Linked DNA regions of Homo sapiens: region 2 is linked to region 1. The links are chromatin contacts, found by Hi-C or POLR2A ChIA-PET in ENCODE. All regions are on one chromosome and are shown on one strand. The core of a region is the stretch at or near the end of the contact, and the rest is flanking DNA. Distances in the headings are between cores, read along the strand shown. Region 1 overlaps MET (MET proto-oncogene, receptor tyrosine kinase). Region 2 overlaps MET (MET proto-oncogene, receptor tyrosine kinase).

Region 1 (7,645 bases), core at 4,466-6,965:
ATTCATCAGGCTGTGAAGCGCGCCGTGATGAATATCGAACAGAGTTTACCACAGCTTTGCAGCGCGTTGACTTATTCATGGGTCAATTCAGCGAAGTCCTCTTAACATCTATATCCACCTTCATTAAAGGAGACCTCACCATAGCTAATCTTGGGACATCAGAGGGTCGCTTCATGCAGGTAAGTGCTTTCTGAGAGTAGCTGTGTCTGTTCTATCTGGTATTGTGCAATTAATTTGTTTTCGTTTTTGCAGTAAGGTATTTGCAAATACTGTAAAGTCCAAATCATAGTAGAAACTGGAACACAGACTGAAAGCCAAACAATGAAGCCTGGTCTACTTTCTGTTAAATGTGTGGTCTCTTTTTATTAAGTTCTTGAAGCTTTCAGTTTGAATCTGTTTGCTTTAATTTTCTCGTCCAGAATGGTGTGGCATTTTTTTTCCATTTATAATTTCTGTCACGTGATTGGAAAATAAAATGAAACAAAGCACTTCTAGGCAATTTTTTTTTATTTCAAGGGAAGCTACAGATCAAAGGAGAGCTATTGTGTGAACCATGCATCTTCATGAGAAGAAACATTCACATCATTGAGAAATATTGGCAGGAGTTAGGAAGGGACAACATTATCATCAAAATCCCATTGTAACTCAAGCTCTCCTGATTCTGTAAAATGGTAGGGTTGGATGCAAATAAGTTCAGATACAAAAAAAATCCAGATTTTATTAAGAAATGGTTTTAATGGATAGCAACAGTATTTCTGTACAACAAAAGTTTCCATTTCAACTTACTGTGTTTCCTAGATACAAGAACCATAGCACTTTGCAGAAATTAAAAGACTCTCTTGTTGGGTTGGTTTTTGCTGTTTTGTAGTTATTGGTGCCTTTAACATGAGTTGTTAGTAGATTCTTGATGAGGAAAGAATGACAATAGCATCTATGGAAATCTTGAACTTCTGTGAATACTAGAAATTTCTTTTAAAGGGAGATTTCGTAATTGTCTGATGTAGTTAGTACCCTCATCAGACAATAACCTCTAGTAAACCAACTGAGAATGATAAGCTTTTCCTATAACTTGCCTGTCTATACATCCTATATGTGTATTCTTCTACAAAACATTTTTTTAATTACCACTCTCTTTATAGCAGCCTGGATATTGATCATTGCCATATTTTAAAACCTGTAAGTTATGTTTTTCTTGTACTAAAGGGCATGGTGGAATTTTTTCAAGGTCAAAAACCATGTAAATAAAACCTTCCTAGCTCAAAACTAATCATACAGGTCCTGTTATCTAATTATTCCCCTAGTAATCTCCCTTCTATTGCTTCACATTGAACTACGCCTTTTCTCCCCCTTTCCTCTGTCCATTCCACTGTGCTTGTTTATCCAACTCATCCATCTTGACCATTTAATTCTATCCTTAACTTCTCAAACCTGAAGGAGGGAAGCCCCGCCCCTCCCACAGAGACATGCACTCTAATGGATTTGAAATATGCTCATATCTATTATGTGTAAAATGTGTAGTATTGTTCTGTGTTTATACATGTTTTTAATTTACATCAATGGCATTCTATACAATTGCAAAAATACAAAGAAGGACTAGAAAAGCTGGCATCTATTGATTTCCTAATGTGTTCATTATGTTGATTTGCCCCCTTTTATCTTTATTTCTGCTTTTTTTTTTTTCAAAATCGTCCATTACCTCACCAATCCAGTTTTGTATGAATAAGCTTTTTATGATTACTTTAGCTCCGACTTTTTTTAACATCAAAAGTTCCCTGGCCTATTTCCACATTCTAAAGTTGTAATACAATTCCTTATTTAAATATGTTGCTTTATTAACTGAGTAAATTCTGCTGTGTGACAGAGTCAATCGCCTGAGGGATATGTCACGCATCAGTCTCATTATAGAAACGCTGTAGCAAATGTTTTATTCTTGTCTCCTAGCCTTTGTGTAAAAGAAACTATATTTTGCCTATTAACTATGCATCCAAAACAAAAGGTAAAAAAAATGCTTATTTTATGAAAAGTACTGGTATCACTGATTTTTTTTAAAAGTGGCTTTTAATTTATCAAATAAGTATCAAGAACTACCTAACTTTGCTTTACTATACAAACGAATGAAGCAAAGGAAACAGTGACACAGAACTTACCTTTAAGAAATTAAATTTTAGTAGGAAAGATACCTGATAATAATAGTACCTACAGACAAAGGGCTATTCGAAACCACAGAGAATCTATTTCTCTGACGCTTGCCTAAGAGAATTTCATTCCATTAAATTTTATAAAGAAACCTAAAGCATTTGAAGGATCAAACAATCAACATCACTGAAGTCCATATATTTACAGTAAATAATAGTGCGGGAGGAGTCAGGAGTGGAGCACAGATATGGCAACCTCCCACTTTAATCTGTCAGAGCAGTGACTTCCTACAAAGTTCTGTAAATGTTTTGACTGCACCACAGTGTTAAATGTATGGCTAGGCCTGAGTTTCTACAACTCGTGTTTTAGTAAATACGATGAAGTTTCTGTTACAAAATAGAATGGACATTTTTTTTCCCCCCAAAGACAGCTGCCCTACACAAAAGGGAACAGAAAGATGATTTTACTTCCTTCCTACCCTGAAGCCTAATGGCAAAGTTGCTTTGCAAATTTTTTTCTCCCAAGAGTTTGCAGCTGTTTCTGTCTTTCCTATTGTGCTTATGTTCAGCTCTGGCTGGGAACACAAGCTACAGCCCCAGCTGTTGGGTGCAAAGTGAATCAGGTATTTCACAGTGGTCATTTGATTAGAAAGAATTATATTGTTTAGCTAACAACATTTTGTGTATGGCAGGGAAGACATTTTTGACATGTTCCTAACATTTAATGATGTGTAACTTATCTTGTACAGGTGCAGCTATATCTGAAAATACTGATGCATACATATATTTAAGTCTCAATATCTGCAGAGCCATGTCAATGTAGATGAAGATTTAAAAATAATTTTTATTTGCATGATCACTCTCTTGGGATACTTCGAAGTAAAATAGTAGGATAAGCAATGTTTGAGATAGTGTAAGTGAACAATGAGAACGTGCCTTCTTACAGACTGGGGAAGGAGATGTAGAACAGAGTCAGACTTGGGAACATTAACACAGTGTACACAGCTACGTGGGAGAGGGAAGAGGGATTCTCATGAAGATCACAGGACTAATCACAGGGATTGTCCACGTCTCCCTTCTGAGCGCCTCGTCTAATCTACATCCAGAACAATGCTTCCTTGATTTTTTTTAACAGCACTTGTATAAGGCTTTTAATCTCTAAATGCAAAGCATTGCTATTAAAATATTTGTGCATGACTGTCAGGCCAGGGAGAGTGAGTGGATCAGGGATGCGAGAGGGGGTGGGGAGGCCCTTTCAAGAATTGTTTCAAGTTCAGCTCCACAAATACTCACTGGGCAACTACTATGTGCACTACACTGTGCCTGCTCCCAATGGCCACAGCCTGGGCACTGTCACTGCTGCTACTGGGCTCCGTGGTTCCATCCTAGCTCTTCCCGCATGCCCCTTTCGCCTCTCCAAGTTCCTAAATGTTGTTACCACCCACTCATCACTCCTGTTCTCTTCTGCCTCTTAACTGGACTAGTTGGATCTTAAGTAAGAAACCCAAGGAGGTAGAGATCACCTAAAAAGATGTCCCATGTTCAAGATCATTACTTATGACCACTACTTAAAGGACTGTGTTAGTAATCAGTGAACCTAAGAATAATTACTCACTTCCAATAAGAAAAATTTGTTTATCTGTTGACCTCCTGTCTTCAAATTCCTTCAGTTCCCGTGCCCCCATCGTGGCATGTCAGTGCTTTCTGTGAGAAGCCTGTAGTATGCATCATGTTTGGAATTACTGCCATTTTAGAGTATGTAGATGCAGATCCCCAATTCGTCAATGTTGTGAACATCTGGCAGAGACACAGCTGAAGGAAGCTTCAACTTGAACAATGATTCTCTTTAGGGATTTCTAACTTACCCATCTCTTTTATAAAATAATCAGATAAAAATATTATCTGCCTTTTTGTGTGTGTACATCATTAACTTAGTTTTAACCCTAAAGAATGTTAGCTTTGGCTTTTTTTTTTTTTTTTTCACAGTGTCTCGCTCTGTTGCCCAGGCTGGAGTGCAGTGGTGCAATCTTGGCTCACTGTAACCCCCACCTCCAGTATTCAAGCAATTCTTGTGCCTTAGCCTCCTGAGTAGCTGGGATTACAGGCACGTACCACCATGCCCAGCTAATTTTTGTACTTTTAGTAGAGACGGGTTTTTCGCCATGTTGGCCAGGCTGGTCTAGAAATCCTGGCCTCAAGTGATCTGCCCGCCTTGGCCTCCCAAAGTGCTGGGATTACAGGTATGAGTCACCGTGCCCACAAGATTTGGTATATTTCTTTAGAGGAAAATACACTCAAGGGTTCTGAAATTTCTTTTGTGTAAGAAAGAACTTTTTATAAATAATAATTTCAGTTATGTCCATAACTAAAAATCAAGGATTCCATTTATATGAAATATCTAGAATAGGAAAACCTATAGAGATAGAAAGTAGATTAGTGGTAGTCAAGGGCTAAGAGGATATGGGGAGACTGGGAATGACAGCTAAGGGATGTGGGGCTTCTTTTTGAGATAATGAAAGCATTCTACAACCCTGTCTCAAAAAAAAAAAAAATTAAAACCGTTCAATTGTCCACTTTAAAAACAATGGGGGAGGTATACAGAAACTGCATACAAACATCTTATCTTAAATTGTATTCATCATTCTTAAAATTTAATTCTATTAATAAAACGGTTTAATTAAAGATAAAACTGTATATGGGAGGTAAGGAGATATGGCCTTTACATATTTGTGGATATCTCACACAAAGTTACTTTGTTCAGGTTTACAGATTTGGGGGCCTAGCCACAACAGTTTTATTTGTACATGTATTTCTTCCCCATGTCCTATCTACAAGGGGCTATGTGAGATCAAAACCACAACCATTTGGTAAATTCAGATTCTGCCCTGCCCCAAATGTATTAGTCCTGTATTTTCAAGGCCATTAAAGAAAAAATATCCTGTGACCTAATTACTAAAGATTAGTTGTTGAATAGTAGGAACTCAAAGATAATTGTTGGTCTTCTATTTTATGCGAATTCTTCTAAGATTCCCAGGTTATTTATCATAAGAATTACATTTACATGGCAAATTTAGTTCTGTTCCTAGAAATATCTCCATGACAACCAAAAGGAACTCCTAATTTCTGGCACACATTACTTCAGGGGTATTTTGAGAGTTAAAGTGGTTAATCGATTATTTAGAATCCTAGCAATAAGAGAAAGAAAAGAATTAAGGGTAGAAAAACATTTATAGCAGTAGGTATCCCTGCAGAGAACGGGCTAATGATCAACTAAAAAGGCATTTGCATCTGTGGTACAGCCTCTGCGCAAAATTCCAAATGGCATTCTCACTTCCAAGTCACCTCACTTCTCCATGTGCCTTCCTGTCTTCTCATCTTCATCCCATTTTCTATAGCAAGCAACACTCATGCTAACTCGTGATCAAAAGTAGAGCTTGGCGGAGTGTGCTAGTAACATTTTCTCTATGCCCTCAAAAACTAGTTAGATGCAGAGACTTTCTCCTTAGGCACACTTAACTTGTGCAGCAAAAATTACTGAAACACGGAGTAACTGGCGAGGCAAATATATTGTGAAATTTGTTTTAGTACTTTTACTCACGAGTGGCTCTTGGGAGCTCAGAGTTGAAGCTTTTTCAATGGTATTTACTCTGGTGCTCCAAGAGCCTAGCAGTTGAGTGTTTAAGAGGTCAAGCACATGGATTCTGGCCTCAGATAAAGCTCTGTGGAAATCTGACTCATGTACTTTCTAGCTGAAATTCTATGTTGTATTTTTTTTAAGGAAAATAATAGTACCTACCTTATAGGAGTATTGTGAGGAGTAAATAAAATCTCCATTTAAAGCACTTGGCACAATATGTGACTCAGTTTCCTGTTATGAAAGTACAAACATTTGGTGCTTTTCAGACAAAGCTTTTTAACAGAGGATACACATATCAATCAATCCAAGTCCAGAGGTGCAAAGAGCTTCCGAAAAGAAAGAGAAAGGTTAATTCTTTCTGGGAAAGGACTATTTGGATGGGCTTCAGATATTTCATAAAGTCAAAGATGATGACCTAGTAATTAAGAAGGGATTGCTTATTATAGATTTGGGAAATGGTATTAAAAAGAGCAAGAAGGTAGGAGAAAAAAAGGGCTCTAGGAGGTGATTGTTATGTAGCCGGTCTAAGTAGAACGGAGGAAACCAGGGAGACAGACACAAAATGCAGGTGTCCATTGCAAGGTTCATAGTGATGAATAATCTTCAGTGAAGTGCAAAGCATAGAATGAGCTGGAAAACAAAGTCAGGGTATTAAGACAGACTGGTGTTCTGTGTTGCTTTTGACCTGTGTGTGAGAAAAGGAGTTTTTTTGCTTTTGTGTTTTTGTTTTTGTTTTGTTTTTTGTTTTACCTTTGCAGTTTGAAGTGATTGGCAACAGCCAAAGAAATATGGGGGGTATTGGGCAGGAGTATAGGAAAAATGAGATGTGATGAGCCCAGAAGGGAGTTAAGATTGCAAAATTGGGTAACCAAAATCTGGAGAATTTGTAATAGAAGCTTTAGAAGTCTAACATCTGATATTCTGCTTGTAACCAGTACCCAAAGGGAGGTGGGACTGGTAATTGAATTTCTGTTCACTTTGCCTGCAAAGGTCACCAATACCTATTGGGCCCTAACTTTAGGAAATAACAATAGTTTCCAACCTTTCCCATCCTGACCAAGTGACCCTTCATCCATCACTTAACTTCTGTGCAAATATAACCACCCTTTTTAATGGAGATGTTTTGAAAGCGTTGAGTGTTTAGAGTAGAACAAACATTAGAGCACAAATGTCATGATGTTTAACTTTTACAGCTGTATGTGAGCTTGGTTAGTTTCTCTATCAACAATCCACTCTCTGAGAACAAATTAGGTACTTTGAGAATCTTCCCAAATTGCTTCAGGATACTTGGCTCCTTTGTTATGCTGAAGAAAAAATTTACAATTGTTCCCCAGAACATTTATATGTTGTATGTGTTTGTTAGAGTACAAAGCAGTTAATTATTGCTGTAATTTTCATTCCCATTATACGAATGAGAAAGCTGAGGTAGAGGGAGTGACTATGTAATCGTAATCTCACAGATGTCCATGTTTGTCCTGTGATTTCATACCCATCGCGAGTAAATGCATGTTCAATGCAATGTAAAAGGCTATTAGAGATGTTGGGCAATTTCACAAAGTAGATTTCAAGTCTAGGGCTGTGCTGAGCCTCCTCCACCTTCATGTATATGCAACCCAGTGGCCTACTTAAGAGTGAAAGTTTCTCTGAGAACTCCAACACCCTCCTAAAAATCTAAGTGTTCATGTAAGATAATCATTTGGATTTTATCCCAATTGTTGTCAATTATGCTCTGAACTTTATTATTACTGGGTTCTAGGAACAGGACAGATGGAAATTAGATAGCTGGGAAACATCCCAAATTTTAAAAACCTGAAAGCAAAAATGACATCAATCATCAAACCTCATTTCCCGGGCATTGTTAAAACCATCAGGC
Region 2 (7,645 bases), core at 1,410-3,909, 35 kb after region 1:
GTTCTTTCTACCCACACTGCTTCTCCATCACGCCACACTCTTCCCAAAATTTGCTGTAATTCTCAGAAGAAATAAGGATGCATCCAAGAGTGTCCTTCTACTGCCTCCCACCACCCCAGGAGGCCAGAGCCAGTGTTCCACTGCCAACCACTGTGATCACTAATGCATAGAGTCCCATAAATAAAGGAAGATGCATGCATCAAACAAAGTAAAATAAAGATTAAACTACTTTACAGTAACTTTTTTCGTGTAGACAACTGAATCAAACAAGCTAGAACCAAAGCGAGTGATCTTTTTCATTCTTTTTTTAGCAGCTTTATTGTGATGTAATTCACATACCATGCAATTCACCCATTGAAAGTGCACAGTTCAATGGGTTTCAGTATATTATATTGTCAATTTCTTTGAATTGAGGTAAAATATACATAATGTAATGTTTGCCATTTTGACCATTTTTAAATGTACAATTAAGTTGCATTAATTTCATTCACAGTGTTGTATAACCATCAGCATTACCTAATTCCAGAACTTTTTCGTCACCCCAAACAGATACTCTATAACCAATAAGCAGCAGCTCCACATACCCTTCTCTCCCCCGGCTCCTGATAACTTCCAATCTACTCTTTCTCTCTAGAATTTGCCTATTCTAGATATTTCATGTGAGTGGAATCATACAATATTTGTCTTTTTATGTGTGGCCTATTTTACTTAACATAATGTTTATCCACGTGGATGAACATAAGATTCATCCACGTTGTAGCCTGTGTCGGTACTTCATTCCTTTTTGTGGATGAATAATATTCCATTGTATATATCCCACATTTATCCAAGAGTAAGTGATTTTTAAAGGGTTCCTGAAGTCTTCTGAAGTTATAAAATGGAAAAACACACAAAAATTAGAAAATCAAAGGCTGAATCATGAGATCAGAGTTGGAATTTCAGAAGGACCATAAATCCTAAAAATCATAAAATGTTAGAGCCAGAAGGGACTTCAAAGATTTCTGCTGTGTATCAAAACTGAAGTAAAAATATTCTGAGACTTTATTGTTCCATCATAACAGTACAATTATTTACCTCTTATGGGAAGTCTTCTCTGCCCTCCACCCCACCGTCCAGGACAGAATTAATGTCCCATTGTCTCTGTTGATTACTGTTTAGTCATACTTCTATGGTACATACCACACTGTACTGGAATCATTTATTTATATGTCTGTCTCCCCTTCTATACTTCAGTTCCTGTTTTTTGTACATCTTTTTATCCCTAATACCTAGTTACAAATACAAACAGCTAAGTACCACATAAGTACTTAAGGGATCAGTGTCCCCTAATTATTTGAACACTGGAGCATAATTGAGGAATCTCTTATTATCCTGAAGGCAGTTATGCCATTTGTAGAATGGTAATAACCAGTTGGTATTTGGGACCCAAAGTGCTACAACCTGTGTAGTACAAATATCTATCATGGCTAAATGCTGACTTTTCTTTATTTGTCATTTTTAGTGGAAGCAAGCAATTTCTTCAACCGTCCTTGGAAAAGTAATAGTTCAACCAGATCAGAATTTCACAGGATTGATTGCTGGTGTTGTCTCAATATCAACAGCACTGTTATTACTACTTGGGTTTTTCCTGTGGCTGAAAAAGAGAAAGCAAATTAAAGGTGCATTTTTGTTACTGTTCATTTTTAGAAGTTACCTTAAGAACACAGTCATTACAGTTTAAGATTGTCGTCGATTCTTGTGTGCTGTCTTATATGTAGTCCATAAAACCCATGAGTTCTGGGCACTGGGTCAAAGTCTCCTGGGGCCCATGATAGCCGTCTTTAACAAGCTCTTTCTTTCTCTCTGTTTTAAGATCTGGGCAGTGAATTAGTTCGCTACGATGCAAGAGTACACACTCCTCATTTGGATAGGCTTGTAAGTGCCCGAAGTGTAAGCCCAACTACAGAAATGGTTTCAAATGAATCTGTAGACTACCGAGCTACTTTTCCAGAAGGTATATTTCAGTTTATTGTTCTGAGAAATACCTATACATATACCTCAGTGGGTTGTGACATTGTTGTTTATTTTTGGTTTTGCATTTATATTTTTATAAAAACCTAAAGGAAGTATTTACCTCTGCCAAGTAAGTATTTGACACAAAATTACATGGCTCTTAATTTTAAAAGAACCCATGTATATATTACATTATGATTTTAGAGTCCATAAGCTCTCATTTCACAAAAAGGTTAATTTGAGCAAAAGTAATTTGTTTATCATCTAAGTGCAATAGTAAGAAATTGCGAAGCTCTCTTTTACAATCCAGGAAGAGTTAAGTTACAAAATATACTTATTTAAATGTAAGTTGGAACTGCTACATTTTTTACCTGTTGAAGCCCAAACATTGAAATTATACTGTTAGTAATTCTTCGAAGTGTTTTCAATGAACTGTTAGTACACAGCCTTTTTCCCACCATATTCTAGGACTTGAATGTATTTTGAGACTTAGCCAAGGAAAACCTTCAATTATGCCATGAAAAAAAGGAGGGGTCAATATCATCAGCTTTGTAAAACACTATGCCTAGTAATGTTCAGGTTAATCAGAGTTTTCATGTTGTTTTATTTAAATCTCCTGGTAAAAGCAAAAGGTCTGTATTGTATCAGCTCCATTATCTTTAGAAGTTACAGGATGTGAGTCAAGTACAAGCATTTCCTTGGTTGAATATTTACCATTGGACAAATAAAATGAGTCACAGATCATTGAGGATACTGGAAAAGTTAGAAGTTGCTCATCCAAACAAGTTCAAGAGCAATGAAGCACTTAACATTTTAACATTTTCAACACTTACTACCTCTTATGTTTTGAAGTTTATGTTATTTCTATGGAGATACACATAGTAAACATTGTCTTTGCCCTGATTCCATTCACCTTTAAAAATCCATTCGTTTAACCGTGTGGAAAAATCAAACCTAGTTTATTGTTTTGAAATTTAGATCTATTTAGTATTTTATGTGCACATTTAGTGCATCTATTTAGTATTTTATATGCACATTTCATAGTTCTAATCTGAGATCATTAAAATTTACAAATTTTCTTTGAAAAAAAAACTTACCTAATCTTCTTTGAACCTCCTTACTCACCAAAGCTCTGTCATCATTGCTAAGAAGGTTGAGTTTCACACTCTTTTCTCCATTGAGCCTGCTCCTTGGAGACATGAAAAGAAAACAGGTAAAAGAGGGTCATTTAGAGAGAATGAGAAAATAGGTGCACAGCCAAAACCTAATGAAGAGGCAACTGCAGAGCTTTCCTCTCTACATCTGGTGGGGACAGCATTCTCATCAGACTTTTTCACGGAGACCTAGAGTGCTATGTGGTGTGACATCAGGGTGGCACACTGATGGTTTCAATTGGTTTCTGCACATGTTGGAATTTAGCTGAAGAGTCACGTTTTCATGCCAAAGGGCTTTTATCCATGTCTCACCAAGGATTTCCCTCAATCTGTGCACCCTTAAGCATTTAGAGCCCTGATCTCCAGATGCAAAGGCTTTAGGAAGTGAGAATGAAAGACCTGAGTTTAGAGAGGCTGATTGGCATTCCCAATCCCCTGGGGAAGGTTTAGAGACCCTGACTCCTTGGAATTAAGGGAGCAAGTACCCAGCTAGGCTCCTTCCTTCCTCACTCACCCAACATTTCAGGTACTTCACTGATGTTCCACATCCTTCTTTAAAGGTTGCTCTTGTCTTTTTTCTGGCTAGTGTCTACTATAACTGTAATTGATGCCCAACGCTTTTCTGGAACCACTTTTGGCCAAGTTCATTTATTATTAATCAAACTGTCCACTGTAGAAAATACTAAAAATGCTCAAGTGGGATTAGGAATAGTCAAGGTACTAACAGCATTCTTTTTATGCCCTTCTCTCAGATTCTGATTCTCCTGCTTATTTGCAAACAAATGATACATTTTGGTGCTAATGAGGAACCCCCACATAACCTTCTCCCTGTGTTACATACTAATACATTTCAATACTATGCCTAGTTTATCTTCATGTCAGTTGCTGTGGCTATGATGCCCCCTCCTTGATATGTGTGAATTCCCAGTGGAAAGAGAAAGGGAAAGTGGAAATGCCCTATTTGGCATTAAGAAATTGACTATCAGCACCATTTCTTCCCCTGAAATAAAAAAAAAAATTCTCCTTGCAAAAGGGAACTTTGCCTGAGGTTCTTACAGAGCTTTGGTTATAAAGATCAACTTATAAAGAATGCTTACCCCTTTCATAGTGTCCTTAACTAAACAACAAGGATGGTCCACTAACCGAGATCTAACCTGCCTTCTCTAAACAACAGTAACACTAAATCCAGTGCCATCACTGCACAGTGGAGAATTTACCACTAATGTGAAAAGCTTTCAGTTTTGGGAATATAGCCATTATTTATTTCTAATCATATGTGTATTTTTCCCTTGGCCAGGAATCCATAGGTTTTGCACAATAGTAATTAATTCCATTAACAAATAGTAGTGTCTCAAAAGGCATCTTTTTCATTTTCTTATATTTGAGCTGGATTTTTGTGAGACGAGGCAATTGCTCAACTACCTTTGCTGCTACCACTGCTTCCATTCTTAAGGACATAGTATATTCAAAAATAAACCATAAGCATGGCTTTTTGCTATTGATAAAGAGAGAAATGTCTAAGGAAATGAGGGTAAAAAGCTTTCAAAATTAATACTTAGTCTACTTAAATGAAAATCTGTAAACATCTAATGAAATGCTTGTATATATAACTTAGTATCTTTTCCCAATTTATTATCATTTTTATCAAACTAATTCCATTATAAAAGCTCTTCCTGTTTCAGTCCCCATTAAATGAGGTTTTACTGTTGTTCTTTAATAATTTTCCTTCATCTTACAGATCAGTTTCCTAATTCATCTCAGAACGGTTCATGCCGACAAGTGCAGTATCCTCTGACAGACATGTCCCCCATCCTAACTAGTGGGGACTCTGATATATCCAGTCCATTACTGCAAAATACTGTCCACATTGACCTCAGTGCTCTAAATCCAGAGCTGGTCCAGGCAGTGCAGCATGTAGTGATTGGGCCCAGTAGCCTGATTGTGCATTTCAATGAAGTCATAGGAAGAGGTAAGTATTTCCACTCAGCTTTTTGTTAAATACGATTTTCCAGTAAGCATTTTATCTTTGGCCTTTGCAGATTAGGAACTTAGACAATGGTGAAAGCAACTGACAGAGCAGTGATAACAAGTGTACTTGATTTCTGTTCTATAGAAATGTAGCCCTGTAAATCATATCCGTGGGGATTTGCCCTTGTGCATGGAAGCAATTGGATAATCCCCCAAATATATTAGAACTAAATCACAATTCGTCCTCGTCCTGTGTGTACTAGCAATTATAGTTTCTTCAAAGGTGCCATTTACTTTCTTCTAAAACTCAGGGCCAGGCGCAGTGGCTCACACGTGTAATCCCAGCACTTTGGGAGGCCGAGGCAGGTGGATCACCTGAGGTCAGGAGTTCAAAACCATCCTGGCCAACATGGCAAAACCCCGTCTCTACTAAAAAAATACAAAAATTAGCCAGGCGTGGTGGCGGGTGCCTTTAATCCCAACTACTGGGGAGGCTGAAGCAAGGAGAATTGCTTGAACCCAGGAGGTGGAAGTTGCAGTGAGCCAAGGTTGTGCCACAGCACTCCAGCCTGGGCAGCAGAGCGAGACTCCATGTCAAAAAAATAAATACTTATAAATAAATAAATATCACTCCTTTAATTTTGAGTATTTTTATTCAATCTCTCTCCAGTCTTTCTTTACCCTGAGAACAGTGACAAACTCTATGAAGCCTGGTTTATAGCAGTTTGTACACTGCTGGACAGCATCAGAAGACAGAGAATTTATAGCATTCTCCTGATCTAAAGCAACATATATCATCTCTACAATGCACTCCAATTTCTTTATACAAAGATAAATGAATATTTGTAATAAGCTAGCCAAAGCAGCAATAACAGCTAGCATAAACAGTATTTGTGGAAATATTTAGCAGGAAAAGAAACCAATCAAAAACCGGGAAATGAACTTCATTCTTCTTGTTGTTTTTTTTTTTCTAAAAAGCTTTTACCCTTAATACTAAATGGCCTCTGATCCCTTTTATTCTATATGTGCTGCAAGAGGTTGTACAGGCATCTGCCAGTGTGATACAAGAGAAGCTGATGGCGTGATTTCCCTTATATGAACACAAGGCCTTCTCACTTTCCTGTGGTAGCATCCACACATTCTTCTGTCAAACACCCCAGAGCGTAATCCTTTGTGTGCTCCTTCTTCCCCAAGAGTGGCTTCACTGTTAACAAACATCTTTCCATTTCTCTTCAGAGTAATATATAGTTCTGTCATAGGCCTATAAATCCCAGTAATTGCATCAATTTTAGAGTGTGTGGACTCACTAATTGTGTTCTAATTCTACACATTTGGAAAACTAGAATTTTTTATCATGAAAGGTACTAAAATGGCAATTATTTCTCTTTTGAAGTTATAATCATTAACAGCTCTATAAATATTAGCTACTATGTATTTATATGTTTTTCTGCAGGAGAATAGGAGCACTCAAAAGCATAAGTTTTATTTTATTCTTCTTTGCATTAGTAGAGGGCAGCCTAATGCCTGACACTCACATACTAGGCACTCATGGTGTCTTGGCCAGCTGGATGAATTAATTAGTGAATGACTTACACAGCTATCAGACATTTGGCACCTCTGGGGGAAATTACTGCCACTGGATAAAAGGCTACCATTGGGAAAATGATGTGGTTAAAGCCAGAGAGAACTGGATGAAGTGAGTCAGGGTGAATTTGCTTCATCTGGGCAACTGCCTTTCAGTTTCTGCCAACCTGGATTACGTATTAACCAGTGACTAATGGGGAAATCCTTATTCTATAATACTAATCCTATTTTTAATGGTAACATTTTTATTTCATTTCAGCTTATTAGAATATAGAGAACTTATTTTATTATAGTTCTTCATGTGGGTTAACTTTATTTTCATATTTTAAAATACTATGTCATCCTTTAAAAAAATTTATTTGATGAGGCCGATGTTACTCACCTTTTCAGTGGTTCCACTGTGGTTGAATATTTTATTAGGTTAGGCTTTAATATGAGTCATATCATCTACAACTTATTCATGAATTAAATAATCACATTGCTTATATCCTTGGGTGAAATGTGTTGCATCTACATATATATTTACAAACACACCTACGTACCTATAGTGGTATTGTTAAAAGTATTTTTTAAATGTACTCTTTTGCTGTATAGAAAGAAGAAAGAATAAAATGAAGCTCATAAAGGGTTTGATAAATAATTATTTCATAATTAAATGTTACGCAGTGCTAACCAAGTTCTTTCTTTTGCACAGGGCATTTTGGTTGTGTATATCATGGGACTTTGTTGGACAATGATGGCAAGAAAATTCACTGTGCTGTGAAATCCTTGAACAGTAAGTGGCATTTTATTTAACCATGGAGTATACTTTTGTGGTTTGCAACCTAATAAATAGCTTATAATAAAACGTTGATTTACACTTTCCCCTTGTGGAAAAATCAGCTACCACTGAAATTATGGGCCTAATCCTGAAAATTTGTTTTGTTCTAGACTTTTATTGAACTACT

The links. A loop is a pair of places that touch in the nucleus more often than their neighbours do. ChIA-PET counts read pairs that join two places held with the same protein, here RNA polymerase II (POLR2A). Pooled maps may share reads with other maps.
Region 2: a loop to region 1 is called in a map of endothelial cell of umbilical vein, with 2.1 times the contacts of the local background. The contact joins two enhancer-like sites. A Hi-C loop is called at or near these places in 9 of 168 maps with a recorded cell type or tissue (Caco-2, Calu3, IMR-90 and 6 more), 1 of 37 single-sample maps with no recorded cell type and 1 of 50 pooled maps. POLR2A ChIA-PET finds 5 or more read pairs at or near these places in 7 of 52 experiments (BJ, H1, HepG2 and 4 more).

The regions. Positions count from the first base shown.
Region 1 is chr7:116,731,681-116,739,325 of GRCh38, forward strand. It overlaps MET (MET proto-oncogene, receptor tyrosine kinase), which reads left to right. Exons shown (of 21, transcript NM_000245.4): 3 at 1-179. Among named protein-coding and RNA genes, the nearest start is that of COMETT, 47 kb to the left of the region's middle. Within about 2 kb of position 5,716, at least 2 of the 41 ENCODE cell types and tissues checked have a DNase peak (open chromatin) inside an H3K27ac peak, as active enhancers do; they include endothelial cell of umbilical vein, where a contact is called at or near this core.
Region 2 is chr7:116,769,997-116,777,641 of GRCh38, forward strand. It overlaps MET (MET proto-oncogene, receptor tyrosine kinase), which reads left to right. Exons shown (of 21, transcript NM_000245.4): 13 at 1,502-1,658; 14 at 1,853-1,993; 15 at 4,885-5,115; 16 at 7,393-7,473. Among named protein-coding and RNA genes, the nearest start is that of COMETT, 86 kb to the left of the region's middle. RefSeq lists enhancers at 2,274-3,473, 2,628-2,772, 6,031-7,230 and a cis regulatory region at 2,694-2,707. Within about 2 kb of position 2,660, at least 7 of the 41 ENCODE cell types and tissues checked have a DNase peak (open chromatin) inside an H3K27ac peak, as active enhancers do; they include endothelial cell of umbilical vein, where a contact is called at or near this core.